Linked DNA regions of Mus musculus: regions 1, 2, 3, 4 and 5 are each linked to region 6. The links are chromatin loops, found by intact Hi-C in ENCODE. Cell type or tissue: left cerebral cortex. All regions are shown on one strand. Each heading gives the region's core, and the rest is flanking DNA. Links, peaks and the distances in the headings are about the cores only.

What was found. A loop is a pair of places that touch in the nucleus more often than their neighbours do. Peaks named below come from ENCODE experiments on the same cell type or tissue, not always from the same donor. Only the 100,000 strongest peaks of a DNase experiment are listed, where the experiment ranks them.
Region 1: a loop joins it to region 6, with 2.5 times the contacts of the local background. A loop is called at or near these places in 15 of 42 quality-filtered maps.
Region 2: it touches region 6 in a loop (2.3-fold over the local background); 8 of 42 quality-filtered maps call a loop at or near these places.
Region 3: it touches region 6 in a loop (5-fold over the local background); 16 of 42 quality-filtered maps call a loop at or near these places.
Region 4: it touches region 6 in a loop (4-fold over the local background); 8 of 42 quality-filtered maps call a loop at or near these places.
Region 5: a loop joins it to region 6, with 9 times the contacts of the local background. A loop is called at or near these places in 3 of 42 quality-filtered maps.

Annotation. Positions count from the first base shown.
Region 1 is chr6:142,875,138-142,879,982 of GRCm38, reverse strand. St8sia1 (ST8 alpha-N-acetyl-neuraminide alpha-2,8-sialyltransferase 1) reads left to right here. Exons shown (of 5, transcript NM_011374.2): 3 at 3,226-3,335. Among named protein-coding and RNA genes, the nearest start is that of Gm7457, 63 kb to the right of the region's middle. In left cerebral cortex, for the core only: no CTCF peak of the experiment used is centred there; DNase peaks (open chromatin) are centred at 448, 839 and 2,572.
Region 2 is chr6:142,848,589-142,853,433 of GRCm38, reverse strand. All of the region lies in intron 4 of St8sia1 (ST8 alpha-N-acetyl-neuraminide alpha-2,8-sialyltransferase 1), which reads left to right. Among named protein-coding and RNA genes, the nearest start is that of Gm7457, 37 kb to the right of the region's middle. In left cerebral cortex, for the core only: no CTCF peak of the experiment used is centred there; a DNase peak (open chromatin) is centred at 2,761.
Region 3 is chr6:142,777,068-142,781,912 of GRCm38, reverse strand. No RefSeq gene overlaps it. Among named protein-coding and RNA genes, the nearest start is that of Gm46981, 4.2 kb to the left of the region's middle. In left cerebral cortex, for the core only: a CTCF peak has its summit at 2,379 (motif pointing left); a DNase peak (open chromatin) is centred at 2,368.
Region 4 is chr6:142,812,474-142,817,318 of GRCm38, reverse strand. It overlaps Gm7457 (predicted gene 7457), which reads right to left and starts at 3,088. Exons shown (of 7, transcript NR_045707.1): 1 at 2,770-3,088; 2 at 2,577-2,642; 3 at 1,728-1,852. In left cerebral cortex, for the core only: a CTCF peak has its summit at 2,481 (motif pointing right); DNase peaks (open chromatin) are centred at 1,543 and 2,514; H3K4me3 peaks cover 547 bases.
Region 5 is chr6:142,753,752-142,758,596 of GRCm38, reverse strand. Cmas (cytidine monophospho-N-acetylneuraminic acid synthetase) reads right to left here and starts at 1,911. Exons shown (of 8, transcript NM_009908.2): 1 at 1,571-1,911. The coding sequence starts at 1,824. It overlaps LOC115490443 (a long non-coding RNA gene), which reads right to left and starts at 1,289. Exons shown (of 2, transcript XR_003956544.1): 1 at 1-1,289. In left cerebral cortex, for the core only: no CTCF peak of the experiment used is centred there; DNase peaks (open chromatin) are centred at 1,388, 1,903 and 3,874; H3K4me3 peaks cover 1,845 bases; H3K27ac peaks cover 1,103 bases.
Region 6 is chr6:142,962,401-142,967,245 of GRCm38, reverse strand. St8sia1 (ST8 alpha-N-acetyl-neuraminide alpha-2,8-sialyltransferase 1) reads left to right here and starts at 2,794. Exons shown (of 5, transcript NM_011374.2): 1 at 2,794-3,710. The coding sequence starts at 3,478. In left cerebral cortex, for the core only: CTCF peaks have their summits at 2,015 and 2,772; DNase peaks (open chromatin) are centred at 2,803, 3,017, 3,599, 4,149 and 2 more places; H3K4me3 peaks cover 2,796 bases; H3K27ac peaks cover 2,471 bases.

The DNA.
Region 1 (4,845 bases), core at 304-4,303, 87 kb after region 6:
TGGCTTAACGATCACGACAGGGCTATATAAGACCCTTACGGTGTATTCACATATTGACAGCATTTTTCTTTTGGTATTCGTTATTCTATTCTATATCTGAGTAGATATGTGTATATATAGCTCCACATCAGCAGACTCAGGTCAATTTTCTTACTGCTGCTCCTTTCCTGGTCAAGGACACCCGTGGCCTCCATGTTGCCCAGCCCCATGGCAGGTTCAGCATTATTGCCCTTCATCTTTTAGGAGCACTCAGCTTCCTTCCCTCCTTCTCAGTCACTGCCTTCCTTTTGCTAGGCTCCCTGAGACCTCTTCTCTGTTCTGTTCTGACGTTTGGCTCTTAAATCCAAATACTTGGTCTCTCTCCACCTTTCACTCCACACAGACCCGGCTCCCTGCCTGCTCGGTCACCTACTGGACAAGGCCACTTGGCAGCCAGCCACTTGACTTTCTCAAGACTGGGCTTTTAATCAGTCCCCCAGACTCTCCCCTGCTGTGATCTTCTGTAGTGCAGGAAACAGCTGGTCCTATGCTGGAGACCAAGTCACCTTTCCCTCAGACCTTTCTTCGTCTGCTTTCTTTTCTTACTTCCTCTCTGAACACCAGCAAATCTATTTGGCACTTCCTCTGGAATCCCTCCAGAACGGAGGGCTCTCTTCACCTCTGTCACCCTATTTCAGGTCACTAAACTCCCGGGATATCACTGAAAACTCCTCCCTGGCCAGACATCGTTGAACTGTTCACACTTCAGCACGGATCATCATGCTACCTCCCTGGCTGTTTCTGTAGTCTTGGCTCTCATCCTGGAATAAAACCCACTGTCTTCATGGTACCTTACCCGGCTCGCTCACTCAGCTCCACACTGGAATCTTTACTCTTCCCCTTTCCTCCTCCCCTCGTCCTGCTGACTCATCGTTGTAGTCTGCAGACAAAAGAGGCTCTTGCCCCTCTATCTCATCCCAGGAATGTTCCCTCCTCAGGGTCTTTGCACAGAGGGGAGAGGGACGACAACCAGGGACCTACCCAGATCTATGTCCACACATTCTCAAGTCCTACACACATCTGCTTGGGGCTTCCTATGTGCGTGGCTGGTCACCCTGCTGACCTTGCAGTTCCTCTCAGGAAGTCTCTGGACTCTCTCATGCCAGTTCCCTGTCTCTCTCCAAAGACCACCTCACCGTCTGTTCCACTGTTTACCTTTCCACATTCCTTCATCCTTCTCTATTTTCTCCAGCATAGTGTGAGTCTCAGGGGCACAAGGTTTGTATTTGGTCTCCACCGCTCAGGGGTCCCAGCAAACATTGGTGGAGTATACGCACCAGCCTACATGAGCATCCGAGCTTAGCTCTCCATCTCACTGATATGATAGATAGTACCATGGTTCAAGTGTTGGTTCCAAATGCGCCTTTGAGGAATGACTAAGAGAAGTATATGTTGTCCTGAGTGAAGCTGTTAGATGTTCTCCGCTGCCAGCCTCTCCTCAGACACCCCACTCTGACGTTTATTGGGGTGATCACTGCAGTGGTAATGCAGGCGATTCTTTTCTCCCAGTGGACAAATACTAAGGCATTATGCTTCAGACACCACCAATATTTATTGCCAGTATTTACGTAGCTCTGGCTGCTTATTTTACTACTAGAAATGAAGGGAATAAAATCTCACGTTAGACTAATTGCTTCCTTCAGCTACCAATGAAAGCAGAGACTCTTGGGAATTTTTTTTTCCTGGTTGAGTTATTACCTCATGCCTAGGCAAGAACCTTCTACTGTATATTCGTGAGCTAATTCCATTTTATCTTTGATATAGTCTGTGTTATTTGTATACCACTCAGCCAGCATGGCCTTTCAATCTAGTTGTTTCCTAGACTAGTCATGTGTTTACAAGGTCTTTCCCCCAAGAACTCCAACAACTATGTTCTGTTCCAGTCACTTCAAGGAGCTCTGGTACCTGGCAGTTCTTGCTGACCCAGCTAGAAGGGGCCAAATGATTCATTTCACTCTCAGGGACTATTATGGGTTTCCATATTCCCCGACACTATAAATAGTGCCCTAGGCTGGAGCACTTGGGCACACAGAACATTCTCTTTGCAGTCTAGCTGGATATTTACAGGAGAAAGTCACATGTTGTCTGGTTTGACACAAGTCACCTGTCCCTTGATGGCTCCTGAGTTCCACCCAGAACCACCTAGGGTGTTCTCCTTATAGTAGCTCGTTTTCTTCCAGCAAACATTATTGCCTCTCTTTATGAATACATGCGTGTGTGTGTGTGTGTGTGTGTGTGTGTGTGTGTCCAAAAGTCAACCTTGTGTGTCTTTATCAGTTTGTTTCCATCTTAATTTTGGGGGGAGGGTACTGCACTTACCCTGAAGCTGATGATTTTGGCTTGTTAGTGAATGCTGGGATCTCCCTGTCTTCAACCTGCCCCCCCTCCATGTTGGGATTTCAAGTACACACAGTCATATCCAGTGTGAGTACAAGAGCGGCTTACTCTCAGGGGCTCATGCTTGCCGGGCAAACACTTTACTGACTGAGTGATCACCCTAGCCCTCCTCTTATTCTTCAAGTGACAAGCTTTTGTCTGTGTGCTGGAGCACAGCACCACCTACTCCTTCTTGGTGGCATGCCACAGTTGGCATGGCTTTCTCTTCAGCAAAGTCAGCACCTTCGTGGTACTGTTTAGTTTGTGGCGGGAGTTTATACTCTCGTCACCCCGTACTCTCTTCATTTTTCTCACTGTGAATCTTGAAGCCTCAGACACTTCTGTGTTCTTCTGGTTTTCCCCAGCAGTTAGCCTAAGACACACCCAGAAACCTTCTGAGAACGAATGGCTGCCGTGTCACTGGAATCACACAGAAAAACAGAATTCCTTTGACTCTTCGTCCTGTTTGATGGCTTTAGAAACAATCCTGTGTTTAGTTTGGACTTTTCTGCTTTCCCTAGCAAACATCCTGTGCTAGGTGCTCAATTTGAGAAAGAAAAAAGAATGTTACATTTAAATATATTCTAGGGATGTTTTGTTGTTGTTTCTGTTTTGTGTTATTCTTTTTTTTTCCTCCCAAAAGAATCAGGCCCCTTGTTTCCCAACAAATCAGCTACATCTTTCTTCCTGATACTCTTTTTTTGCCCTGCTGGGACTTCCTTCAAATTCCTTGGGGTCTGCTGTCAATAATGATTTCAGAGCAGTTGTGTGTTCTTTGCAGTGAAAACCCGCCTTGTTTTCTGTTGCTAGGCAACCCCCTTCCAGCTGCCATTGAAGAAATGTGCGGTGGTGGGAAACGGTGGGATTCTGAAGATGAGTGGCTGTGGCCGTCAAATAGATGAAGCAAATTTTGTCATGCGGTAAGAGAGAGCACTCACAGTGTGGCCTCTGACTTCTCTCCCTTTCCCTAACCCTTCCATAAGCCCCGGGCCTTTCAAACTTAGTGGCTTGCAATTAATTTCTTGTCGCTTATCTTTAGCTTCTCTTCAAACTGGTATACAAGAGAGGTTAGGAGTGCACTAAGGGGGTGGGGGGGGGATAGGGAACTTTCCCCCAAGAAAGTTCAAAGCTCAGCAGGCTCCCTTAGCAGAGGTACTGCTTTGTTGCTAATGGGGGCATGGGGGGGGGGGACCTACACATGAGGGCTCAGATCTTCCCGGAAATTATACAGTTGGGTGATTAAGACCTTGAAAACTGCTCTTTCCTTGGGACTAACTCTGTTTAGTCATTGCGAGTGTACTCTTTTCTTCTTAGTTTTCCACAGAAGTATTTGAAAGAGCCAGTGCAATTTAAAGTCAGGGGATTTGTCTGTGTGTGACTGAAACTGGCACGGAGGGTGAGGGAGAGAACTTGACATAAGAAGGAAGCTTGGTTAAGGAGTGAGCAGCACAGGGAGTGAGCTTTGGTGAAGGACAGTGACAAAAATTGTTGAGCTTGACCCAAGGTAAGACACCTTCAGGCTGTAGACGGCCACCCTGTGCTGGCTGTGTCTGAGCAGACACTTCGAGGGCACAGCAAGTGACTGCCTTGGGGCAGAGTTTGCCTAGCTAAGGAGGAAGAAAGGTGGAGTGTCACAAGGGAAGGCTCTAGAGAGAAACCCTGTGAGGAGACACATCATGAAACCTAGTCAGGCTAGAGTGGGCTCTGCAGCGAGAGGTGCAGATGGAGTTAAAGGAGGAGCAAGGGACAGGGCCACTCAGGGTGGAGTTGTGGAGTCGGGGGTGAGGGAAATGTAGAATAATGAATGAGCTGAAGGCTAAGCATGGCCCCTCAGTACAGTGTTCAGCTTATCTGGGACATAGTGTGGAAAAGGAAAACATGTCTTGTTGAGGAAGCAAAGGAACATTGAGAGGTTGGGAGAATCTTTGAGATGAACCCCGAAGTTTCAAAGACGTGGGAATAACTATGAGCCAGGAACCCAGGGATGCTATAACCAGGAATTCTCAAGTTCAATTCTTGGCATCTACCTAAAAAGCTAGGCATCTCCATAAGTCCAGAGCTAGGGAGATGAGACTAGAGGATGCCTTAGGCTTATAGAGCAGCCAGTTTAGATGAATTAATGAGCTTCAGGTTCAGTGAGTGACCCTGCTCCAAAGTATACAGTGGAGAGTGGCTGCAGAAAAACACTGTTTTAAATCCCTGGCCTCTACATATACACACATGCACACACACACATACACACATACATATACACACATAAACACATGCAGACACAAACACATACATATATACACAAACACACACAGCTACAAACACACACATAAACACACTTGCATACACATTTACACACACAGACACAAACACACATAAACACAAACCTACTCACAAACATACAAAACACACAGACACAAGAACACAAATACACAAACA
Region 2 (4,845 bases), core at 462-4,461, 110 kb after region 6:
GAAATACTTTTGACTTAAAGGTTTTTATTTTTGTTATTGTTTGTTTGTTTTTTTTTTTTGCCAGAGCTACATAGTAAAACTTTATCAAAATATATTTGTATATGGTCTTATTTTAAGAATGTAGAAACAGATAGCAAGTGCTCTTGAAAACTGTCCCAGGATTCAAAACTGTTTTTATTGCCTTTCTCCTGTTAGAGCCAAGGCAGCTTCTGTTTGCCAAACACTTGTGGTTTCCCCTTCTTCCCTTTCTGAGTTATAGCTTTAATCTTTTCTAAAAGATCATGAATTAATTTTATGATAATCATTTTTCATCAAGACCAGCAAACAATGTTAGTTCAATAAAAACAGGAATTAATGAAGGCAAGCAGGAGAAGAGAATAAATATGCATGTGGCTTTGTTTTTGCTGTTTGGGGTGGGAAGAGATATTTTTAAAAGACTTGTTAACACCCACGCCACATGTGGCTTTTCCGCTGCAGACATAACTTGTGTGGCTAGTGGCAGGGTAGGCACAGGGGAATAAGGAGCTAGTTTAGTTTGAATTCAGACCTTGTGTTTGTCAAGTGATACCTATATGGATATATATACATACACATTTATACATATATATGTTAAAGTACATGGTTACATAGAATCTTATTTAAGGTTAGTAGGCAAATAAATTAATTATATCCGTTGCATTAGTTGGTTTCCTCATTACTGTGGTTAATTAAACACTCCGTAAGTAGCACCTTCTTGGAGAAAGGCGGAGTTTACTTGAGGTTTGAGGATCTGTCTCCCATTGTGACAGAGATGACACACACAGTGGCAGGAACAGACCTCAGCTTTGGCCATGGGAACCTGAGGCAGCTTATTCACATCCGAGCAACTCAAAATCTGTGTAGACAGGCAGTGGGGCTGGGTGATACACCAAGACCTGTCCCCTGAGACCTACTTCACCCAGTGAGACTCAGCTTCCTAAAGGTTCCCAAGGGTCCCCAAATAGGGCCATGGAACCAAACACAGAGGGGGCCTATTTCACGTTCAAACCGCATCAAGCATGGAGGAAAAGAAAACAATAGCGGTTATTTAGAAAGTTCCACAGATAGTGTGCATCTGCCCTCTCCCCGACTGACCAGTAACTAGGTCACCTGCTACTTTAAATTAAAAAATGCCTTTAGCATCTTAAGTAGATAGCTTTTCCTGTCAACTGTGACAAGAATTCCAAGTTCGACAGTGGCTTTTTTTTTTCTTTCTTCCTAAATGTTAGAAATTTTCCTTTATGCCAAATTAGATATTTTCTAATGCAAATCAATTCCTGAAAGAAAGCTGTTGGGATGGAACAGAGAGGATCCTGCGGTTCTAGCCTGTGAGGCCGGCTCTGCCTCAGCATCATGAGAGTCTGACAATGTGATGGTTTGTATATGCTCAGACTAGGGAGTGGCACTATTAGGAGGTGTGGCCTTGTTGGAGTAGGTGTGTCACTGTGGGTGTGACCCTCATCCTAGCTGCCTAGAAGACAGAATTCTGCTATCATCCTTCAGATGAAGATGCAGAACTCTCTGCTCCTCCTGCGCCATGCCTGCCTGGATGCTGCCATGTTCCCCCCTTGATGATAATGGACTGAACCTCTGAACCTGTAAGCCAGCCCCAATTGAATGTTGTCCTTATAAGAGATGCCTTGGTCATGGTGTCTGTTCATAGCAGTAAAACCCTAACTAAGACAATGACTGACAGTTTGTCTGTCCCAGCCCATTAAAAACTGTGGACTGATATGTTTAAAATGTAATATACTGTGTTGGTTCATACTCTCAACTTGGCATTGTCCAAAGTCACCCAGAGACAAGCACCTGGGCACGCACGCCTGGAAGGTGAGGTGGGAAGAGCCATACTGAACGTGGCTACATCCTGAGTATGGGTACATCTGAGTGTGGGTACATCTGAGTGTGGGTACATTGAGTGGGCTGGGGCCTCAGGCTGCATAGAAAAGAGAGAGGCCACTGAGCAAGAACATTCCTCTCTCTCTGCTTCCAGGCTTCTGGGCTGCAGGCGGGATTGGGTATCGATCTCACGTCCCTGCCACCAAGATGGACGATGCCCTAACCAGGAACCGAAGTAAACCTTTCCTTCCTTAAGTTGTTCTTGTCAAGTATTCTGTCCAGCAGTGAGAAATGCAGCTAAGAGAACTTTTTGGTCTGTTTTCTTTTATTACACTTACCCTTAATATACATATATTTGCTCTCTTTCCCTAACACATTGCAGTTTAGAGTTTAGGACATGCTAGAGTATGGCCTGGACTGTTTTTGTTTTGTTTTGTTTTGTTTTTTTATCAAACTTTCTTTCCTAGATTTGAAAAATGGATGAAGAATAGTGGCATTATTTATAATTTAGAGAAATAATAGAGTTATATATATATATATATATATATATATATATATATATATATTATATATGTGTGTGTGTGTATGTATGTATGTATGTATGTGGATACGGAAATATATTTGGATATGTATGTGTGTGTATGTATTTGGATATAAAAATTTATTTGGATATATATATATATATATATATATATATATATATATATATATGTATTACTCTACTTTTTTTTTGCCTAAGCAGACAGTTTCTCAGGACAGATTGGGAGAAACTGCTGTTTGCCCAGTATCCAAAATAGGTGTGGGCAGGGAAAAGAGTTCCCTCTAAACGCTGATGTAACTTGCTCACATTTGGATCATCACCACATGCAATGAAAATAGATGTTCTGTTTCCAACAACTGTAATATAATTAACTCCGAGGCTCCGTTTTTGCCCAGTGACTGGATCTCAGGATCACAGTCTGCTGGGCTGGCTCGGGGCTGCTGTTGGCAGTAACTGTTGGAAATAATTGGAGGTGAGATACACGAGTGTATAATTAGTCGTTGATGCTGAGTGCAGCCAGTGAGACATACCTTCTTGTGGCCGCCTCTTTGCTGTGTTCTCTGCTCAGTGTGCATTCGTCATGGCAGGTATGGAATAGACCGGCGAAAGGAAGGGAGTGACTTTTGTCCCCTTTCCTTTGTACCTCAAGAACTCTATATGATGTAAGTCTTGGATCTCCTGACTTCATCCTGCTCTTTGTTTAGGGTCTTCCTCTTCCCGTTTTAACATCATCTCCTGTTCCACCCTAGGTCTTCTTTCTCTTTCTTCTTCCTGTTTTCACTCTATCTTTCCTTGTTTACAGGTGAGGGCTGATTTGGCAAATCAGCGTGGCTATGATGTTGATGGGGAGAGAGGGTATATCAGACACAGGCTGTCTTGATGGATGTATCCTCAAATCATGAACAAACATGGCCTTTTCTTCTATGAAGTTGCTTCTTATAAGGTGTTTGACCACAGTCATGAGGAAAGAAACTAATAGAATAAAAGAATTAGCTTATTTACCTATTGATATTAAATAATATTCTATAGAATTATGTATTTTAACATAAAAATACCTATAACTGTGTATATATTTACCTAAGACAAACACGTGCTCTGAATTCAATCTCCCTGTACCTACGTTGTCACTATCCACAACTCATGTCTGCCATGGAAAAACCTTCTGTGTGTGTGTGTGTGTGTGTGTGTGTGTGTGTCTGTCTGTCTGTCTGTCTGTCTGTATATCTATGTGTTTGTGTGTGTGCCAGTAACAAGCCTTTTAAAGATGTATCTTCTCAACCTCCCCCCCCCAAACCAAAACATTATTCACAAATAAAAGCAGCAATTGTCATAAAGGCTGCAAGGGGTATCCAAGAATAAACCTTGAGGCACACATTTCACTCTCTGTACCCTAATGAACCATTTTGAACATCATGACATTTCCATATTTCCATTAAGAAAAATACAAATCACCAAACGTACTGACAGAACAGTAGATGGCCACAGCTGAGCAAGAACAGATGAGGGTCTCTGGCATAGTAGACAGGTCACAGGTCAGAGGCGTCGGCCCTGCCCCCGCAGATAGGGGCTCTGGGTCTGAGATCAGCCAGCCTCATTGCAGTGGTGACTCTAACTGCGGGTCAGTGGTGAGAGCTAATAAGGTCCACAGAGACAGAAGGGACCTCCTGAGGGGAAAGCTGCTCTGAAGGAGTCTTGAGTCTTGTGTTTCTTTAGAGACACTAAAACATGTTGAATTAGCAAATGCTGGGTATGGGTTTTTGTTTGTTTGTTTGTTTGTTTCTCTTACTAGCTGTGAAAATGGAAACATTGACGAAGGCATCTCTCTCTCTCTCTCTCTCTCTCTCTCTCTCTCACGCTCCCCCCCCCGTTTGTGTGTGCATGCGTGTGAGTGTCTTCTTCACATGTACCTGTGTGTACATGTTTATTCTTGCTATTAGTGTGTACACAAGATAGAAATGAGCATGTTAATGGAGCTGACTCTGGATGGCAGGCTTGCTTGGTCGTTACGATTTTTCCTCTGTTTATACATTTATATCATCTGTATCCACCCCAATCTATGTCTCTGCCATCACTCAATATGTATTATTATACATTCAATAGATGTCAAGTATACTGCTTTGTACTTAATTTTGTTGCCTAATTTTCTACCATTAAACAATTACCAGCTTGCTTTTCGTAACCAGGAAGAGTTAAATGGTACTAAGAATAGAAGGGCCCTCTTCACTCCTAGTAGGATGTGAATGACACCTGTCTTGCCTTGTCTGCTTTCACCCAGGGTTTGGAAGTAACTTCTATTCTAGAGTATCTGCTTTTAGTAGAGCTCTTCGGAAATCAGTCTGCCGGAGCTTACAGGGTGCTGAGTTCCCACGCAAAGATTTCATTCACAAGTTTGGACGTACTATGTTGTGCTTCTACACAAGCCACATTCTGGTTCTGCTTTCACCTGT
Region 3 (4,845 bases), core at 290-4,289, 190 kb after region 6:
TCTGTCTTCCCCGTTTGTGAGGATTATAAGCACACCACTGTGCCTGGACTTCTATGGGGGTTGAGGAGCAGAGCGTAGGCTGTCAGGCTTGCGTGGCAAACACTTTCCCAACTGAACCATCTTTCCAGCCTCCTTAACCTTATCTTTTCCTGGCAATCTCCTCTTGTACTATGTGAGACTATCAAATAGAAAAATTCTTCACACATTTATAAAATACCAATAAAAATCAACCAACTGCACATCAGCGCCAAGGGGGACTAATACTGAGTTTAGATAATTTTCACACCATTGCCTTTTACTTTAGCCTCGTAAAGGGATTAACGCCCCCGGCTCTCTCTGCGCAGGTTCAGATCAAGGAGGAATTTTCTCAGGCCACAGAGTAGGCTATGGAAGTGGCTCCCGTGGCTTCCTTCTCTGGATGAAAAGCTACAGGACACAGGAGCCAATGAGCCATCAATTCAGCAAGCCCCACAAGTAGCCAATTAGGAAGCTAATTAGAGACAACTAATTATTATTCCATTTAGATAAAGAGAATCTGGATAATTCCTTTCCCAAAGCGTGAAGGCTGTCATCTCAAAACTATAACAAACAGATTTGGGCAAATGGATATCAGCAGGTTTTTGGGTTCTCTCCACCTCCCCCAGTTTCTTTGAAACATATGCAGGAGTAGTTTCAAGTTTTCAGCGTTAGTGGTAGTCAGCCAGGAGGGCTTACAAACCCTTAGTAATCTTGGGGCTGTTATCACCATTACCTTTGGGATAAAAGAGGAGACTCTTTGAACGTAATAGGATCAAATCCTGCATCACTCAATAACAGGATAAATATGTGTGTATACATTTATTTATTTATGAAACCGTGATTTTGTCTCATTTCAAATTTGCTCTTTATTTCGGCAGTTTATATTAACTTACATAGAATTTGCTCCCATAGAGAAAAGCAAACAGTGGTCTGTAGTCATTCTCCATTACTTAAATCGCCTGTCACCAGCATCTATTGGTGTCACTGACCGCTGAGGGGACATTCAGCCAAGCTGTGGGACAATGCCCTCTAATGATTAGACAGGCTTTGGGGAGAAAGGGTATATTCCTGAGTAATTGGCCCAAGTGGGATTTTAATTAAAATAAATGAGGGTGGTCAACTAACCCTTGCTAGGTAGCATAGGCTAGACTGAGAAGTGAGTTTATTCATCCCCAGACAGAAATGTTTCAATCAGGCAATTATGCAAATGGATACTATTAATATTACTCGTTTCTTTCTTCCTTTGTTCCTAATGAAGGTCAATTGTATCCTGTTTGGCATGGTCAGCTCCTGAGCTGTGAGCCTTCATTAGGCTTCAGTGATGTTTCCCCTGAGACTCCAAAGACCGGTGGGAACTCCGAACGCAAAGAAAACTGAGGCCAGAGGGTGACAAGCCTTGTCACAGTATGCCTCCAGAGGTGCCAATCAAGTGAAGGGCTAATTACGGCTGGGCATGAACTGCCTGCAACTCCCCTGGACAGACAAGGCATGGTGTGCTCACATTAGCCGTTGGTCTCTCTTCTGTTCCACTCTGCACAGCTTTGTCTGAACATGGGTTTCTGCTATAACAAATGTGAAATGCACAAATCAAAGAAAGGGAACTTGAAGGCCTCACTATTTCCTGTGAAGCAAATGGCCGAGGTTTGGGAAAGCCATCCCCTTGCATTAAATTGAGGTGCCTTTCCAGGAACAGACCCCAGAGAGACAGGAAGATGATGACAGAACACCAGTGCATTATGGGAAGCACCGTGTATAGCAGCATGGTGACATTTCCTTAGCCACATCCTGTCCCGACTTTCCTGTCTTGCTCTCTACCTGTCAGAGCATCAGGCTTTTTGCTAAATGGACATGAATGCTCTCGTGATTTGTTTGTTTGGGGGTCAGGGTGTCATGAAGGCCAGGGATTATACATCTTGGAAATACTAACGTGGCCAGTCAGCACTGGGAACCTCACCTCCGAACAGGTCTGGGTCTGTAGGAGAGGGCTGGTAGCAATCGATGTCTGAGGCTGACTGAGAACCAGAGGACGATTGTCATGGGAGAGTGTTGAGGAACGAGGGCATGGGACAGTTTCTGAGCCTGAGTCCTACCCTGTTGTATTTATTCCAACTTCTTCAACTACAGGGTTCTAGCAACTCCGTGCGCACAGACCACTGAGTGGGCTTTCCTAATATGCAGACTATTAGACCGAAGCCCCGGGTTCTACACCTCTCACGCCAGGGGAGGGCTAGCACACATATTTGCACAATTATTAATTATAGTGAATTGTTGTTTTAAGAGCTTTGGTGTTGGCTGAGGGGCCATCTCCGAAGAAGCCTTACCAATCGCCCATCTGCTGCCTTAGTATGTTCTAGAGCTGCCACCTAGTGTCTGACCCCCGGTAGTTATAGCTGTCTATCGCTCAATTTTCACATCTATAAAATAGAGGAAGAAAAATACTTCCTTTATAGAGCTGTGTGGATTAAAAGAAAAGATATATAGAGGTTAATTTTATGGTCTGCAGCAATAAGGCAACAGTGCTAGGTAGCCAAACAGTCACTGAACGTGTATGAAAAGTGAGCGAGTCACCTTGGGTGAATGAACAAAGTCACAAGAGGTTTGTCTACAGGCAATCTCCCCCTCCCCCAAGCAGAGGCATGTGTCCTTCAGGCTAAGAGGTGACATGTGTAATTTAAGGTACCCACCAGCTTGGAACAAGATAGTGACAGTAAACAGATTGGCTTTCTCTTCTGATCTTTGTCATTTAAAATACACATGAATATGGAGCAACCAGCTGTGAAGAAAGAGGGCATATTTAAGACAGGTAGAAAGTAGGGGACACAGCTAGTGCTCAGCTATCAGCAGTGAGGAGGGTGTGGAGGGTGGAAAGAGATCCCTGCTGGGGACCAGGAAGGGGCTCAGCAACTCCGGAGGTAAGGTGGAACCCCAAGTGCTCTGCTCTCTGCATATCCTTTGAATTTACTTTATTTTTTTAATTTAAAAATGTTATGTGCATCTGTGTCAGTGCATGCATGTGTGTACGTGCACTGGTCTGTAGGTGCCTGTGGAGGTCAGAAGATGGTGTTAGATCCCCTGGAGCTGGACTTACCAGCTCTCAGTGAGCCACCGAGGCACCCAGCATGGATGCTGGCAATGCACTGGGACCTGCTGAAGAGCAGGAAGTGCGGCATCTTTTCAGCCTCTATAAGCGAGTATTTTCCAGTGATTGTCTGGAGGCTTAACATGTATGTTTAGAAAGAATCCCAACACACCCTTAAACACCACCACAGGACTCATTTTCCTATGAATATGCATCAACCTCATCCTGTGTCCATAGCTCAGCTTAGCATCCCTTATCTAGACATTGTACAGTTATTACATAGCCATCACTGTATAAACACTGTAGTTATTACATAGCCATCACTGCATAAACACTGTACAGTTATTACATAGCCATCACTGCATAAACACTGTACAGTTATTACATAGCCATCACTATATAAACACTGTACAGTTATTACATAGCCATCACTGTATAAACACTGTACAGTTATTACATAGCCATCACTGTATAAACACTGTACAGTTATTACATAGCCATCACTGTATAAACACTGTACAGTTATTACATAGCCATCACTGTATAAACACTGTACAGTTATTGCGTTAGAGCCATCACTGTATAAACACTGTACAGTTATTACATAGCTATCACTGTTTAAACACTGTACAGTTATTACATAGCCATCACTGCATAAACACTGTACAGTTATTGCGTTAGAGCCATCACTGTAATCTACCTCTGGCATTTTCTTCTTTCTAAACTACTACTATCATCACCACCACCACCCTCTCCTCTTCTCCTGGGCAATGAAGAGTTTTGTTGTTGTTGTGTGTGTGTGTGTGTAAGGATTGTTATTGTTTTTAATCTTGAATGAAAATCCCATTGGATGTAGATTGAGATTGGAAGCCATTCTTATAGGAATTCCGACATTATAGGCCACTGTTCTTGCTCCCATGAAGCCCACCTGGAGTGATCTTCATTCTTCTGGGTTGTTCTCCCTGCTGCCTGTAGATCCCACCACGGCTTTCTTTCCATTAACCTGGAAGGTTTCTGGCCATCATTGCTTCACACATTTCGTCTGTTTTGCTTACATTCCTATCTATGCTCTACTTCTTTTGACTTGGTGTCATAGACCTTTTTGTCTCCATGTCTTTGAATTCCACTATTTCCCTTTAATTCATTTTTAGTGTGAGTGAGTGTGTGTGTCAGGGCAGGGCATGCCAATCACTTACTTTGCTGGAGACTCGGTGAGCTTCTGGGGTGTAGTAGAAGCTGGGCTGTTTTGAAATGATCACTCTTTACGCTGCCCCAGTCTCCTAGGACTCCTCCTGGGCTCTGGTCCTGTCTCCTGTGGTGTTCCCAGCCTGCTCCCTTCTTTGATGAAGCCATCTTTGTTGTTTATAATGGATTCTCCTGAGCTGAGGGACAAGAGCCTTCACATTGGCTCGCAGTCTTCTGAGGAGTAAGGAAGGAGTTTCCAGTAGCTCTCTTCCCCCTCTGCCTATGGCCATGGGGATTCTCTTGCTTGGATCCCAAGATCCAGATCCTGTTAAAGCCTGCTAGCAGCCCTGCCAGCAACCCCAAGTGCTTCTCACCCGACAGCCCATCCTTGGCTTTATCAGACACCACTCAATCGCCTCTCCATGGTATCTGGCTGCAACTGCTTTGGGAAGTTTGAGGTTCTCTGGATGAGTCTGGGTTACTGTTCAGACAATCTCCAAAAGTGTCTCTATCAGCGCCTGGCCATTTCCTGTTGGGAGGATCTAGTGGTGATCTGTGGGCTT
Region 4 (4,845 bases), core at 291-4,290, 150 kb after region 6:
TTTTTATGATCCACTAATCAGTTGAAGGCCATCTAGGCTGGTCCCATCATCCCTGTAGTGTGACCATTGACGGGCTATCCGTCCTCTGATGTAAGGTGTGGGGTCTTTGGAGTGTGCGTCCAGAACTAATTATAACATGGCAGTTCTATACTGACTTCCGCCATGGCTATGCCATTTTCTACTCCACCTACAGTGGTTCAGGGTCTCCATTTTCCTAACCCTTCCCCGAATTTGTAGTTGTTCTTCTGTCCGGAGTAAGATGAACTCTCAAAGGATTCTAACTTGCTTCTCTCCGCTTACTAAGGGTGCTGGGTGCTTTTTGGAGTCTTTGTTAGCCATTCCTGTTTCTTTCTTTCGTTTTGTCTTCAGTCCTAGAAACCATTTGTAACCCGTTCATTTGCTCTCTTGATGTTTAACATGTAGCATTTTACAACCAGATCGGGAGCCCCACTGCCCCTACGGTGCACCCCTATTTTAAAGTCTGAATCCAGCCAGGTTGGGTGGTGCAAGCGTGTGACCCCAGCACTTCAGAGACATTCTTCAGGGCCAGACAGATCTATAGCAGGCCAGCAAGACCTGCCTTAGGCTGAGTAAAAATTAAACAAGGACCGAGTGTTAAGTGACAGATGAGCTTTTTTGTTCAGGTGTGTTGTTTTCCTTGGCTTAGCCCTTCCCGAGGATGGTAGGTTTCTGAGAAGGCAGGTTTCTGAGAGCTTTCAATCTGCCTCTCCTTAGACAAGCTTGGGACCTGGAAAGCTGCTGACTGAGGCTCTTGCTGCCCTTGAAGGCTCAAACCCGGGTTCTGAGCCGAAGGTCACCGCAGGGCTGGCCAGGGTTGACAAGGTGCCTTGGATGAGCATTTCCTTGTCCTTTAACATTGAATGCACGTGAACGTGAACCGCAGCATAAGTCGAACTGTGTGGTGCAGAAGGAAAAGCTGCCCCACCCGTTGACATTTATAGGCAGAGGCAGTTTTGAAAGGAGTTTCATTTTTAAAATACCATGTGGCTTTAGATTAAATGGAGGAAGATAATTGCTGGTCACTGGCAGTCAGACATATTTTCATAGCAATAGGCTGAGTTATAGAGCTGGTGCCCATAATTGTATTCTTAATGCCTTTACTGTCATCAATGTGACTGAGAAATCTCTGTCTAGATTTTATCATCTCTCCAAATTAATCACCTACCACTAGAGAGAGAGAGAGAGAGAGAGAGAGAGAGAGAGAGAGAGAGAGAGAGAGAGCTGTATAAACATATTAAAAAGGCACTGGCAACATGGGCTAGGGGATGGTGGTTCAGTCAGTAAAGTGCTGGCCTCGCAACCACAGGGACCCAAGTTCGATCCCCAGCACCCATATACCATGCAGAGCACTGTGCTGTGTTCCTGTGATCACCAAGGAGGGAGAGACAAGAGTATCCCTGGAGGAGCCTTCCAGCCTAGCCTAATGTGAGCTCCAAGACAAAGAGAGAAGAGTTCTTAAAGGAGCTGGGTGGTGCTCTCAGGATGACCCTTGAATTGTCCTCTGAGCTCTGTACACATCTGTATGCCCACACACCCACATACACATAGCCACACCCACATACACACATTAGAACAAGAAGGCACTGACAGATGGACATCTTGGCAGTCTTCCATGACAAGTGCACAGTTACACCAATCCCCTGTTACTAGATTTAAAAGCGTTTATTCAGTGGGACTGTCACAAGGCTGTCATACTCTTCCCTCACCTTTAGTGGCACTTCTGAGTCCATGACAAACTGCATCTGAACGCATCTCTCTAGGAACCCGGCCACCATCAGCTCTTCTTCTCGGGTTGTACAATTTGATTGTTTTTCACTGTAGACAGTGCATTCTGCAAAATATAACAAATTTATACTAATTTATGCCCTTTCATATCATCCCCCTGCCTCTTTGTATGGATAACGGTCTATAACTTTATACATGGACATATAAAATTATTAATATTTAAAGATCGTGAAATGGCTTAAATGTAACAACAACCACAAAACAGAACAACAGCAACGATAAAAAACAAAACAACAACAACAAAACCAACCAAATAAATGTCCACAACTCAACCGACGTGCATCCTAGATGCCTCTAACCAAGTTTTTCTGACTGTAGGAAGTGGCCACTTTGCCCATAGACATATCTAAGGAATAAGAAGTGAGGCAGCAATTGCAGGCGGCAATTCGAATTCAGAAATGTCAAAACATGAAAAGGGTCTATTTTAGAATCAATAAAATGCTTTTATCCTCCATTACTGGAGTGAAGCAAAAGCATTTGTGAAGAGACCTTGCCAAACAAGAGAGCTGCCATCAAGGAAAATGACTGTGCCTGCGCCTGCTGCCGTCCTTTCTTCTGCCAGTCAACCTTAGCGACAGGAGGGAAAAGATCTTAAATAAAAGGGCCCAGTCAGACAAGGTTTCCTTGACAATAAGTTCAAAATCACGTTAACCTGAGCGTCTTTAGACATAAACCGGACACTAGGGGGCGCCAGCACACAAGGTGCTAGATGAGAATATCGACAAACCGTTTGCTTGTTTTTACAATCTGTTCTCTGGATAAGTACTTACGCGCCACGACTTCTCTGGGGACTGTAAAGATGATTCGATCCTGAACTCGGCCTTGAAGATCTCTCCCTGTAGTGAGAGCCACCAAGCATCAGTGTGCAAGTGAGAGTAAAGGAAAACGGCAGGAGATTAGGAAAGAGGTGGAAAGGATTGCCGAAGCAGAACAGGGCTGAACCTGATGGCGTAAGCTACTCACTTCAGCACCAAGCATGCTGAGACGGGAGGACTGTGAGCTTGAGGCTAGCCTGTGCAAATGGAAAAAAAAATATATATATATATTGTCTGGTTCATCAAGTCAAGTTTCTTTTGCTAGCTAGGGAAAACATTTTAAAATCTGCTCAGTAACGGGTTCTGCATTCCTGAAGAACCTTCCCGATTGACTTTGTGGGAGGGGTAAGAACAGAGGTACGGGGCTCCTTGAGGGAGGATCCACAGGCATCTGTGAGTCCAAAGACCAAATAGCACTGTGTGACTCTGTTAAAACAAGCCCTGATGGAGCCGAGCCCTGATCCAATACCCACCATGCCCGCAGAGCATTGATCCGCAGAGCAACTGTTGATCAAGGTACACAAGGCTCCGAAGGAGACCAATCTGTCAAACTAAAGAGAAATATCAAAGTCCAGGTGTAAAAGTTTCCCGGACTGCACACACGGTCCTCACAGCACATGCCTCAGAACCAACAGCTAAGAAGGAAATAAAGCCCTGGGAGAAAAGCCAGTCAGGCTCGGTTTGTTTTTTGAAACGGAACATTTCTATGGCTCAGAGAAAATGACACAATAAAAGGCTGGGGATGGGGTGAGGGCTGCAGGGGAGAAGGAACAGGGAAAATGGAGGAGCCTACAGGGGCAGCCAGAGATGGGTAAGGAGTAACTAGTAAAAATGAAACAAAAAGAACCAACATCCAGGTGGTGGCCTACGCCTGAAATCTCAGCGCCTGTGATTTGGAGGCAGGGAGCAGGAGTTTGAGGCCACCCCTGGCTATATGAGACCCTGACCTAGAAAAGCAAAGACAGAAAGAGAAGAAAAAAATACCTCACACCATAATGGCATGTTTCCAATAACCTTTACAACAATTAGAAAGCCACAAATTAAATCGCTCATTAAAAAGGCTTACAAAAATGTATAAGGCATCTCTCAGATCATTTCAATAAAAATTTATGTTTAAGACCTCATTGTGTTGAACACACAAATTCATTCCCTCCCTCCCTCCCTCCCTCTCTCCCTCCCTCCCTCCCTCCCTCCCTCCCTCCCTCCTTCCCTCCCTCCCTCTGTCCCTCTGGATTGTTGGGTTCTAAATATTTAAATATTTTAACAACCCCATTCAGGTATAATTGGTATACAATAGATTATACATATTTAACACATATATATAACTGACATCTGTGCGTTCCCATGAACCCTCTGCAATCAATACACGTCAGTCAATCAAACCCAGGTTCCTCTTTCCCCTCGAATTGCTCCATTGTTCCATCTTGCCAATCCATCCCCCTCCCACCCCCAGACACAGCTGTAACTTTGTATAAATCAATGAAAGGATGGCGGCCTTGAGCTGTGTTGTCTTTTCCACCCAGCAGCATGGGTTTGAGGACTCTGCCCATGGGAGAATGGACCACTGCACTGTCTTTTCCATAGCTGGGCTGATTTCATCAAAAGAATGTGTCACACAATGCAATGCCCACCATGCTTACTCTGGAGTGTTTCCTTGTCCCTTTTGGGCGACTACACACCAAAGGGCTGTGAACATTGGTGGGTGTGAAAGTTGGAGTGTCCTTGGGCAGCACCCAGCATGGGATGGCTGCAGGGGAAATTGTGTGGCCGTCAGGACGGAGCTACGCTGCTATACAGCGCTGGGCCCACCACTGGCACCTGTGCACACACTAGTTCCTCCAAATTCTCAGAAAAACTCATGAGTGTTGATCTTCTCAAGTCTCATCAATTATCTTTAGTAATTTACTCTTGGCTGCTTAAGAAAAAGCAGTTTTGTCATTAATGTCTAAAGTCTTATACTGTTTTTAATTTTGCATATATTTAACCTATTTGTGTTTGAGACAGATTCTCCTGTATCCACGATTTTCCTCTGTCTTGTTATGTAGCCAAGGATGACTATGAATTTCTGATCCCCCGGCCTCCACTTTCTGAGTACCAGGCATGCACTATCGCAGCTGGTTTCTGCTGGGCTGGGGACTGACCCCCCAGTGTGCTCGACCAACGCAGCCCTCTTTCTGTTTGTCCAGACTGCCTCCGGGAACTAGATCTCTCTTCCATGAAGGCA
Region 5 (4,845 bases), core at 363-4,362, 210 kb after region 6:
TGGGCGTTTGTGTGACTACATGCATGAGTGCCTTGGTACATGTGTGGAGGTCAGAGAGCAACCTCAGGCACTGGTCCTCACATGTCACCTTGTTTGTGACAGGGTCTCTCTTTCGTTGTTCACTGGGTACACCAAGCTGACTGTCCCCTGAGTTTCCAGATTCTCCTGTCCTGCTGTAATTGCAGATGCACTAGACTCTCACTTGGATTTTATGTGGGCTCAGGGAATGAGATCTTAGTTCCTCAGACTTACATGGCAAGCATTCTGTCCAGAGCCATCGCCTCTATCAATTACCCTCCCACTCCCCTTAAAAGATTGTATAGTGTGAATATGTCCACGTGAGACCAAGGGCCTGTGGAGACCAGAAAAGGATATCCAATCTCCTGGTGCGGAGTTTCAGGCAGTTGTGAGCTATCCAACAATGGTGCTGAGAGCTGAACTTGGGTCCTTTGGAAAACCAGTACGTGCTCTCAAGCGCCGGGCCATTTCTCCAGTTCTACCAGTACCCTTTCTGAATCCACTCTGAAAGTCATTTCCTGACATGGGACCTGAGAGTCATGAACAATAATTTTGTTCTCAATCTATGGTCAGTATGACTTCAAACTCTTTTCCCTTCATAGATGTTACTTTGTCCCTGTGGCCTATACATAATTAACTTCTCACTCCTTTGCAGTCTGCATTCTGAGAGGTTTAAAAACACAAAACCAAACAAAAACCAATCGAGAGCTCCGTAAGGGATAGAACTGTGCACGGACCGTCTTGCTATCTCCTTGCGTGTGTATGGAAAAAAGTGGGGCTCAAGAAATGTTTACTGAGCTGAACCAAATTCACGATACTCCCCTATCTCTCCTCAGCACACTTCCTATTACGTGTTATTTTCAGAAGCCAGCTGTTTCTTTAGCTCCACCCAGAGCTTCCTTTGAGTCAAAACACAAAGAAAACTCATACATTTATATCTTTTGCTATCCCATCTTTAAACAATGTCAGTTGGGTGAAAAAAAAAATCTGCCTTCATAATATGGGGAAATCAATAGCCTTCTGAATCAATCATCTTAAAAGCCAAATCATCAAAAGGTAGCAATAAATTCAAGCAGAATTTGGATGCAGCTAGCACGGGCATTTAAATTCCTTGTTGGCAAAGGATTTTTATCTCCCTCCTTTGATGAATGGCATCAACTTGTAACTCCTGATCAATCCGGTGGAGGCCGAGAGGATGCAGAGATAAAAACTGCCTTTAGTGAGGCCAAAGTTCAAGAGGTAGGCTAAACCCATTCACACCCATAAAACAGTCATACCTCGTACACACGTAGGGACCATTTCCTCTTTGTGCTGACTCACAGCCTCACAGCCAGAGAATATTTTTTTCTCAAAGGTGAGGGAAGACTCTCTAAGCTGGGGAGCCCCAACTCGACTCCATTCATGCACCTGCTGCCTCCCGGGCCTTGCAGCACCCGGCAGTCTGCGCAGCCCAGAGGTGACAGGCGCCCATCAAGCAGGGGCGACCCAGGGTCAGGCCTGGGGACCCCGACCCCCGACCCCCGACCCGGGCCCGGCTCCCGCACATGCGCACCTCTGGAAGACCCCCGCATCCAGGGCGGCGCGCAGGACCCAGCCAATGAGCGGAACCCCCGCCAGGCGCTTGATGTTCTTCAGTGGGATGCCTTTGCTGCCGCCGCGGGCCAGCACCAGCGCTGCCAGGTGCGGCGGCTTCTCTAGGCCGCGCCCCGCGCCCCGGCTGCGCTGCAGCTTCGGGGGCCGGCCCCGGGACGGCCGTCCACGCGGGGCGGGCCCCGACGTGGCGGCCCCCTTCTCCAGCGCGTCCATCTTCCTCCCACGCCGCCGCTCCAACGTCTCCACATCCGGGAGCTCGGCCCCGCCGACTCCACTCGGTACCGCCCGCCTGCTGTGGCAGCTGTAGGCCACGCCCACGGCTCCGCCAGCCCCGGGGCACGCTGGGAGTTGTAGTTCCCCGCGCCGTCACCCTGCAGTGGGGCCGGCCAGGTGAGCTCAGAGGAGCCTCTAGTTGAATGGCGCTTTGTGCAGTGTTCAATAATGTCTGGAGATTTCTAAAATAAATGAGAATTAGTCCTCCTCCACTCATCTCCTCCTCTCCAGCCTCTTTCCGTTTTCCCATTTCTTCCTCCCCTTACACCTTCCTCCATTTCTTCCTTCTTCCCTTTTTTTTCCCTCTCCAACCACTCCCCATCAACATACTAGGTAACTTCAGGTCATGAGAAGCTGAGTCGGGTTTACTGGGCAACAGCCCCTAGCCATAAAGAATTGCTTAGTCCCAGCCTAATTGTTTCACAAACAATATTTTGGGCTCTCAAACAGTATGAGAGAGAGAGAGAGAGAGAGGGAGAGAGAGAGAGAGAGGCAGACAGAGAGAGAGGCAGAGAGAGGCAGACAGAAAGAGAGACAGAGACAGAGAGAGAGACAGAGAGAGAGAGAGAGACAGAGAGAGAGAGAGACAGAGAGAGACACACAGAGAGAGAGAGAGAGAGAGAGAGAGAGAGAGAGAGAGAGAGAGAGAGAGAGAGAATGTCTGTAAATGGGCTCAACCTGCAACAGCAGAAAGCTTGGGGCCCCTCGCTGTTGCAATAAATCAGTCTCAACCTGTGGGGATCAAGGTCTATCTTCTCTACCTCACTTTTCTTACAGTTATCATCATCCTCTTTTCTTACAGTTATCATCATCCTCTGCTTTGCTCTCTGACTGGAGCTAGCCTTGAACTCACTATATAGTTCAGATTAGCCAGGAACTCATGACATAGCTCAGGGTGGCCTGGAACTTGAGGCAATCTGGCTGAGCTGCCACTCCCAAGGAATGAATGAATGAATGAACTGAAGACCCTCCCCACTTGGAAACTTCTTAGTCCATACTATAGCATGGATCTATTTTATGATTTAATGCTTTTATATTAAACATCAATCTTCCTATGCTCCTGATTCATCTCCCTCTCCAAGAAATTGCCCCATTTTAATGTCCTACAGGTGCCTCGAACTCAACATTTTAAGCCATCGTCCCCCTCCCATGGGCTTGGCATTCCCTGCTAATTCAGCCAACAGTGTTACCTTCTGCTGGTGTGTCAGCTTTATTAATCCCTTCCAGTGTAGTGCACACCTGTTCCCTTCTAAAAAAAAAAAAAAACTTTTAAAAAGTTGTCTGATAAAATATATTCCTTTGAGAACCCACTGCCTCTCCCCAGGTGCGGGTGGGGTGTAAACACACATTCTTTTCATAGTAACAGTGTGTGACAATCTTGGCCCTTGAAATGTCCTATCTTCCTGAACACAGCTACAAGTCTTTCCAGACTCCTGTGAGAACAAAAGATCCTTCTCTTGTTGAGTTTTTGGATGTTAAAAGACTGTGTAAGTCTGAAGCCTGGGAGTAAAGGGGTGGAGAGATTTGGTATTCTGGAAGAGCCAGGGGGTCTACACTCACTCTGAAGAAAGCCAACCCAAGATATACAGAGAGGAGAGACACTGTCCCCTTTCAACCAAGAAGGGAGCTAATATTGACAGTACTGGACACTTTCACCAAGTCCTTTCTAAAGTGGATCCAAGTTGGATTCTACTGTTCTTTGCCTATCAGCCTTAGAGACACAAAGTCTGGAACAGCACTGGGTGGAAACATTGTTGTCATACGGAGCTAATTCAAACTCAAAGCCTGAAGGAGAAGGAGGCTCTTTGTTGATTTAGCCTTGAGCTGAAGACAGCTGCTGGTCCCATTTCCCACAGTGCCAAGTCAGCAGGAGCTACCCTTGTTCCTTTGTCCCCATGTCAGGGACGGGAGGCTGGGAAGAGAGATGCGCTATTTACAAGAAGATCACACTGTTGTTTGTGTCCATGCTCACTAGCTGGGCTCTGGCTGATCCTAGCCACAGAGCTGGGCGCTACTGTTCTTTTTAAGTGTGTAGGAGTCTGTGATCTAGGAGGAAGCCAGAAATAACAGAATGCCCCAGATAGCACTCTGTCCATTTCTCGAACTGCCACAATCTTATTGTGTGGGCAGAGCACAGAGATCATTGCATGGGACAGAAAGATCCTGCGAGTGGAACAGAGTGTCTCAGTGATCTATGGTTTTTAAGTGACCTTGGGAAAATTACTTTTCCTCTTGGAACCTAAATTCTATGGTAATAATGATGATCACTTACAAAGGTTGTTCTGAGGACTGTGGCAATACATAAACATGCTCAGTACAGTGCATAGAATATAAAAAATGTTCAGTATAGCTAATTGAATATAGTCATAGCTCCAAAGGAGAGCTTTAAAATAACTGTGGGTTAGCAAAAGAGGGCTAGATTACAAGCAGGCACAAAAGGTAGTATTTTACACAAGGTAACATATTTTTTGACAGCATAATACTTCGAGAGGCTCTCCAGTAAAGATAAAGTGTATGGGTCAAGCAAGCTGTGCCAAAACATTTTAGGATATTTGTTGTGTAACCTGTACTGTAAGGTTTCATATCTGGAAGTAAATTATAAACCACCTTGGGTCTCCATTTATCCAACCATCATATCTGTTGTGTTTTATAAAAAGATAAGAGAGAAGGAATTGTTTGGTAGAGTGGTAGAGTGTAGTAAGGTGTGGAGGCACGGGGTGCCTCTGTGGGGCCCAGGCGGAGGCATCCCTTCTCCCTCTGAGGGACCAGCCACAGGCCAGTACAGTATAGAATAGAATTTATTCAGGGGAGGGGTGGGGAGATGGAGACGGAGCCGGAGACAGAGGCGGAGAGCGGAGGAAGAGGACGGGGAGGAGAGCTTTAAAATAACTGTGGGTTAGCAAAAGAGGGAGCTAATGTTGACAGTACTGGACACTTTCACCAGGAGGAGGAGGAGGAAGA
Region 6 (4,845 bases), core at 469-4,468:
AGACTATATCAGAATCCTAAGCCCCTTGCTGTAAGCCATTTAAATCACGTGCCCTGATGTCAGGTAAGATATTTAATTTAAAACACTAAGACACAGGAGTTAACACTTCACTTTACATGGTGCCGAGTTAGCAATGGTCCAAGTAATTTTGAGGCTGGACATTTTATAGCACCAAGAAGCAGTCCTTTCTTGAGTTTGCATGTGGACAGGTTTGCATTGGCAGTTGAGCCGACATGAAGAATGAAAGCTACCTTCCCTGCTTTCTCCCAGTCATGTAGACAAGGCCCATGGAGTTCTCACGTAGAACAGTCTTAGGTCCCAGTGGCTGAGGAAGAGTTCTGTACGAAAGTGCTTACAACAGAAAAGCTCATCTGAGAGTCTAAACATTGACCACAATCAGAAATTTCCAGAAGTATCTGGGGTGGGTCAAAGGGAATGAGAACAGGAACTACAGACCCCTGAGCAATACACTACAAAGACAGCATCATCATCATTTTATTATTGTTATTTATTATTATTATTGTTGTTATTAATTGCCATTGCTATTATTGTATGTGTGTGTAATGAGTATGAGTGAGCCTGTCATGGCATAGATGTGAGGGTCAGAGGACACATTTCAGCACTCAACTCTCTCTTTCTATGACGTGTTCTGGGGACAGAACTCCAGTCTCCAAGCTTGGGTGGCAAGTGCTTTGACCCATTGAAATGTCTTGCTGGCACGGAAGCTAGTGTTTTAGGTGGTCTGGGACTACCATGTTATCCAGGGAGAATTTAATGGCCACTTATCCTTGAATGAGTCAGTAGATTTGTATGTAGGAAGGGAGGAAAAACATATTTAAGACTGTGGCTACTATATGCTGACAGACATGACACCATGAAGACCTGGAAAGGTGAGGAAAATAACATTGTAGCCATTGTTAATGCTCCTGAGAACCAGAGGGTAACATCAGATAAAGGTTGCCCAGGGGTTGGGAAAGAAGGGGCCAGAGTGTTTACATTGTAGCGCAGTACTACAGTGTGTTACATTGTAATGCAGTACTAAATGGGAAAGGTTTTCATGGGTCCTCATGATCCCTGTATGATCTTTTGCTTGTAGGTTTATTTCGTTTACTGTAAATTCAGCTATATGGAGACCTGGAGGAAGAGAAATTGGGATCATTTGTGCTTTGTTTAAGTTATAGGGAGGAAAAGTGATTGATGATGTGTCTACAGCCCTCAAAGATGGCAAATGTCCCCATCTTGCCTTCCTAGAACAGAGGAAGTTTGGGGTGAGAGGGATCTTCATTTTATTTTAACATTTATTATATTTTAAAATTATGTGCCTGTAATGGTGTGGAGGTTTGTATATGTATGTGCAGGTGCCTTCAGAAGACCTCCCCTCCCCCTCCCCAGTCAGATATGTAATTGTGAGCTGCCTGCCCGCAGTGAGTGCTAGGAACTGAATACAGGTCCTCTAAAAGAGCAGCAAGCTTCTAACAGCGGCAAGAGCAGTCTTTTTTTTTTTTTTTTTTTTTTGGTTTTTCGAGACAGGGTTTCTCTGTGTAGCCCTGGCTGTCCTGGAACTCACTTTGTAGACCAGGCTGGCCTCGAACTCAGAGATCCGCCTGCCTCTGCCTCCCAAGTGCTGGGATTAAAGGCGTGCGCCACCACGCCCGGCGGTAAGAGCAGTCTTTATTTGCTTCTATCAGCGGCAAGGGCAGTCTTTATTTTAACTAACGGTATTTGGTTCCACTGGGGAGCATTGAGCAGTCTTCCTAAGAAAAGCATTGCAATGCTGGTAGAGGTTGGTTGGCACCAAAGTCTCAAGTTTCACCTCTCCCTACTGAAGGTGCTAAAAAAGACTGCAGGGCACAAACTAGTCACTGTGGGCCGTCTGGAGTGCTGCTCTTGGCTGAACAAATGGAACTGTGGCCTGAGATTTCAGTCCTGTGACGACTAAGCTAGCTGGTTTTGGAGGCTGCAGACTTTCTTCTTTGTCCTTGCACAGGATGCTTAAGCAAATAGAAGAGACTGCCGCTAGGAGGTACCCGAGCCTTTTCCGACTTCTGCTAGGGCGAGCAGAAATGGCTTACTGTGAGTCTCTCCTCTAGGCGGGTCCAGGCGGGTTGCACGTTTCCAAGGTCGTGGTTGTGATAAGCTTGCCTTTGCAGCCTTTTAAGAATAAACAGCTTTTTAGTCTACAGAGGCGTTATCTCCTCCAAGGTCTGCGGGAGAACACCAGCCACAAGCATATGAGGATGCCCCTCTGTTCTCGGAAGGGTGGAGGCAAGGTGGTGGATCCCAGTGTGCATGCATCTCCCCTTGTGCCCAGTAGCAGCAGTGTGTGTGTGTGTGTGTGTGTGTGTGTGTGTGTGTGTATGTGTGTGTGTGTGTTCGCGCGCGCGGACGTGTATGTGCGTGCCTGAGCGTGTGAGCTCGCGCCCGCGCGTGCACGCAAGTGCGTGCATGGAATCGTAGCTCAGCACGGGCTGATCTGATTAAGGGAGCCGAGGAAGGAATAAATATTCGCCAGCCTCCTCACTGCTCAGTTATAACCAATCAATTGCAGAAAGGAGAGGGAGACAGCAGCCTGGGCACAAGGTGTGCGGGTCCCCAATCTGTGCATACTCCGGGATAGACATATGCGCGTGTGCATGCACGCACCAGAGGGGCTGCTGCTCTTATTGTCTGCCTCCCTCTGCAGAGAACAAGGGCAGCGGCGAGGGGCCTGCACCCTGGGCTAGCGTCGCGGCCCCAAGCAGGTCACGGGAGGCAATTTCGCGGGTGGGGGAGGGCGGGGGAGACCTTGATTTCCACCAATCCCGGGGCGCGTGTCTGCGGAGTCCAGGGCGCAGCAGAAGGCTGCGGCGCACCGCTGAATGAACTGATGAGAGAGAGTTCTAGGTTTGCCCGTGAGGGGCGCGGAGTGAGGGTCCTGGCGGGCGCGGCCGAGGCGCCGGGGGTGGGGTAGCGGTCCCGGGCCATCGTGGAAATTTCCAAGGACTTGGTGTGGCGCGGAGAGCGCATCTGGGGGGTGCCGGGCACCGCGGCGGCGCAGGAGGCGGGGAAAGGGCGGTGCAGGGCGCAGGAGCATCTCTTTCTGGAAGGGACACAACCCATCAGACGTCCGGGAGCCAGCCGCGCCTCTTCCAGGACCCCAGCCGAGGGCGACGGTGATGCTGCAGTAAGGGCGGGAGCCACCGGCCCCACTGCTCTTAGACTCCTTCATCGCCCGCTGCCTGCAGGGAAAGAGACTAAGGCTTGTGATTTGCCCGGAGGCCACTTCCTTTAGCAAGACATCCCAGTAAAAGTTGCATTGGCGAAGATCCTTGTAGCTGACCTCTGGGGCCGTGGCGTGGGGGTTCCCCAGCCGTGCGTTTGCGAGCTGGAAAGCCAAAGGTGTGTGTGCATGGGGGGCCGGCCACTGGAGCATCCTTCACTGCCACTTTGTCCAGCGTTGTGCTGAGGGTACACTGACCCTGGGACATCGAGGCTGCGATGAGCCCCTGCGGGCGGGCCCTACATACGTCCAGAGGGGCCATGGCCATGCTAGCTCGGAAATTCCCGCGTACCCGGCTACCCGTAGGAGCCAGTGCCCTCTGTGTGGTGGTCCTCTGTTGGCTCTACATCTTCCCTGTCTACCGGCTGCCCAACGAGAAGGAGATTGTGCAAGGGGTGCTGGCACAGCGGACGGCTTGGAGGACGAACCAGACGTCAGCCAGTCTCTTCAGGTACCTACTGCTGGCCGTTGCTCCCCTCCAGCATCCCTTCCTGCTAGTGTGCAGAAGACAGGGTCGCTTGTGAGGCTTCTCTGTCCTGTGCCCTCTGTGCCGTGCCCAACCTAGAGACTTAAGTCAGGGTCTCTGTCCCATCCCTCATCCCAAGAGACGTTTCAAGGTACCTTTGCAAAATCAAGGATTTTTTTGGTCTGTCCCTAGTCTGTGTTGTATTTGCAATTGACCCATCTCTGTGGGAAGGGAGACCCAGAACAACTTAGAGACTGTTACTTTCAGAGAATTTATTTTTTAGCCTCCGTAGATGTTTGGTGCTAAAGAGAAGTAAGCTAGAAGTAGGTTAAGAAGCGTTCCGGGGCAGTTTGTAACACAAATCAACCATGCAGGAGTGATGGGCAAACCTCCAGTCACGAAACCATGAAAACTAGCCAGGCCTTCGCCGTGGCTTTGCGCAGTGTGTCCATTGCGAGTCCGGAGCACGGAACCATGACCCACTAAGGATCGGACCTGCACGATTTTTGTGTTGAAATTTCAACACATTTTTGATGACATATTTTCTCTTCTGACCAATTCTTCTGTAGAACAAGTTACTAGCCCAAGGTCATTCATTATCTACGACGAAGTCCAGGTGCCCAGGTGCTGGACTCTTTACCACTCCAAAGCACCAGTCCCCCCTTTTGTCTTAGTCTCAGGAATGTTTGTGGGAGGTGTACGTGAGGGAAGGGCTTGGATTCAGAAAACAAAACCCAAGGCCGCGTTTGAAAGAGGACAGCACAGGGTTCTCCAGCTGGTAGTTTCTCCTCTTGGGGGAGGTGCTAATTTGAGGAACAGAAGACAGGTTTGCAATAGAAGTTGGGTAGCTAGACTGCAGCGCAGACAACAAGCTCTTTGCATGTTACCTGCATGTTGGGGGAACTGGCCGGCTCGGACCAGGACCGCACCGGGACCCCGGGGCAGAGCCTTCTCATCTTCAGCTCTGGCGCCAATTTATTGCCTTGCTGGTCTTTTCTGGTAGTGGTCTGTGGGAGGAGCTGAGAGGCAGGCAAGAGCCAATAGAAACCTGTCCCACTGCTATTAAGGTCTAAAGCAAAAATCTTTAAAAATAAGTCATTTCCCTCCTTCCCTACTTTTG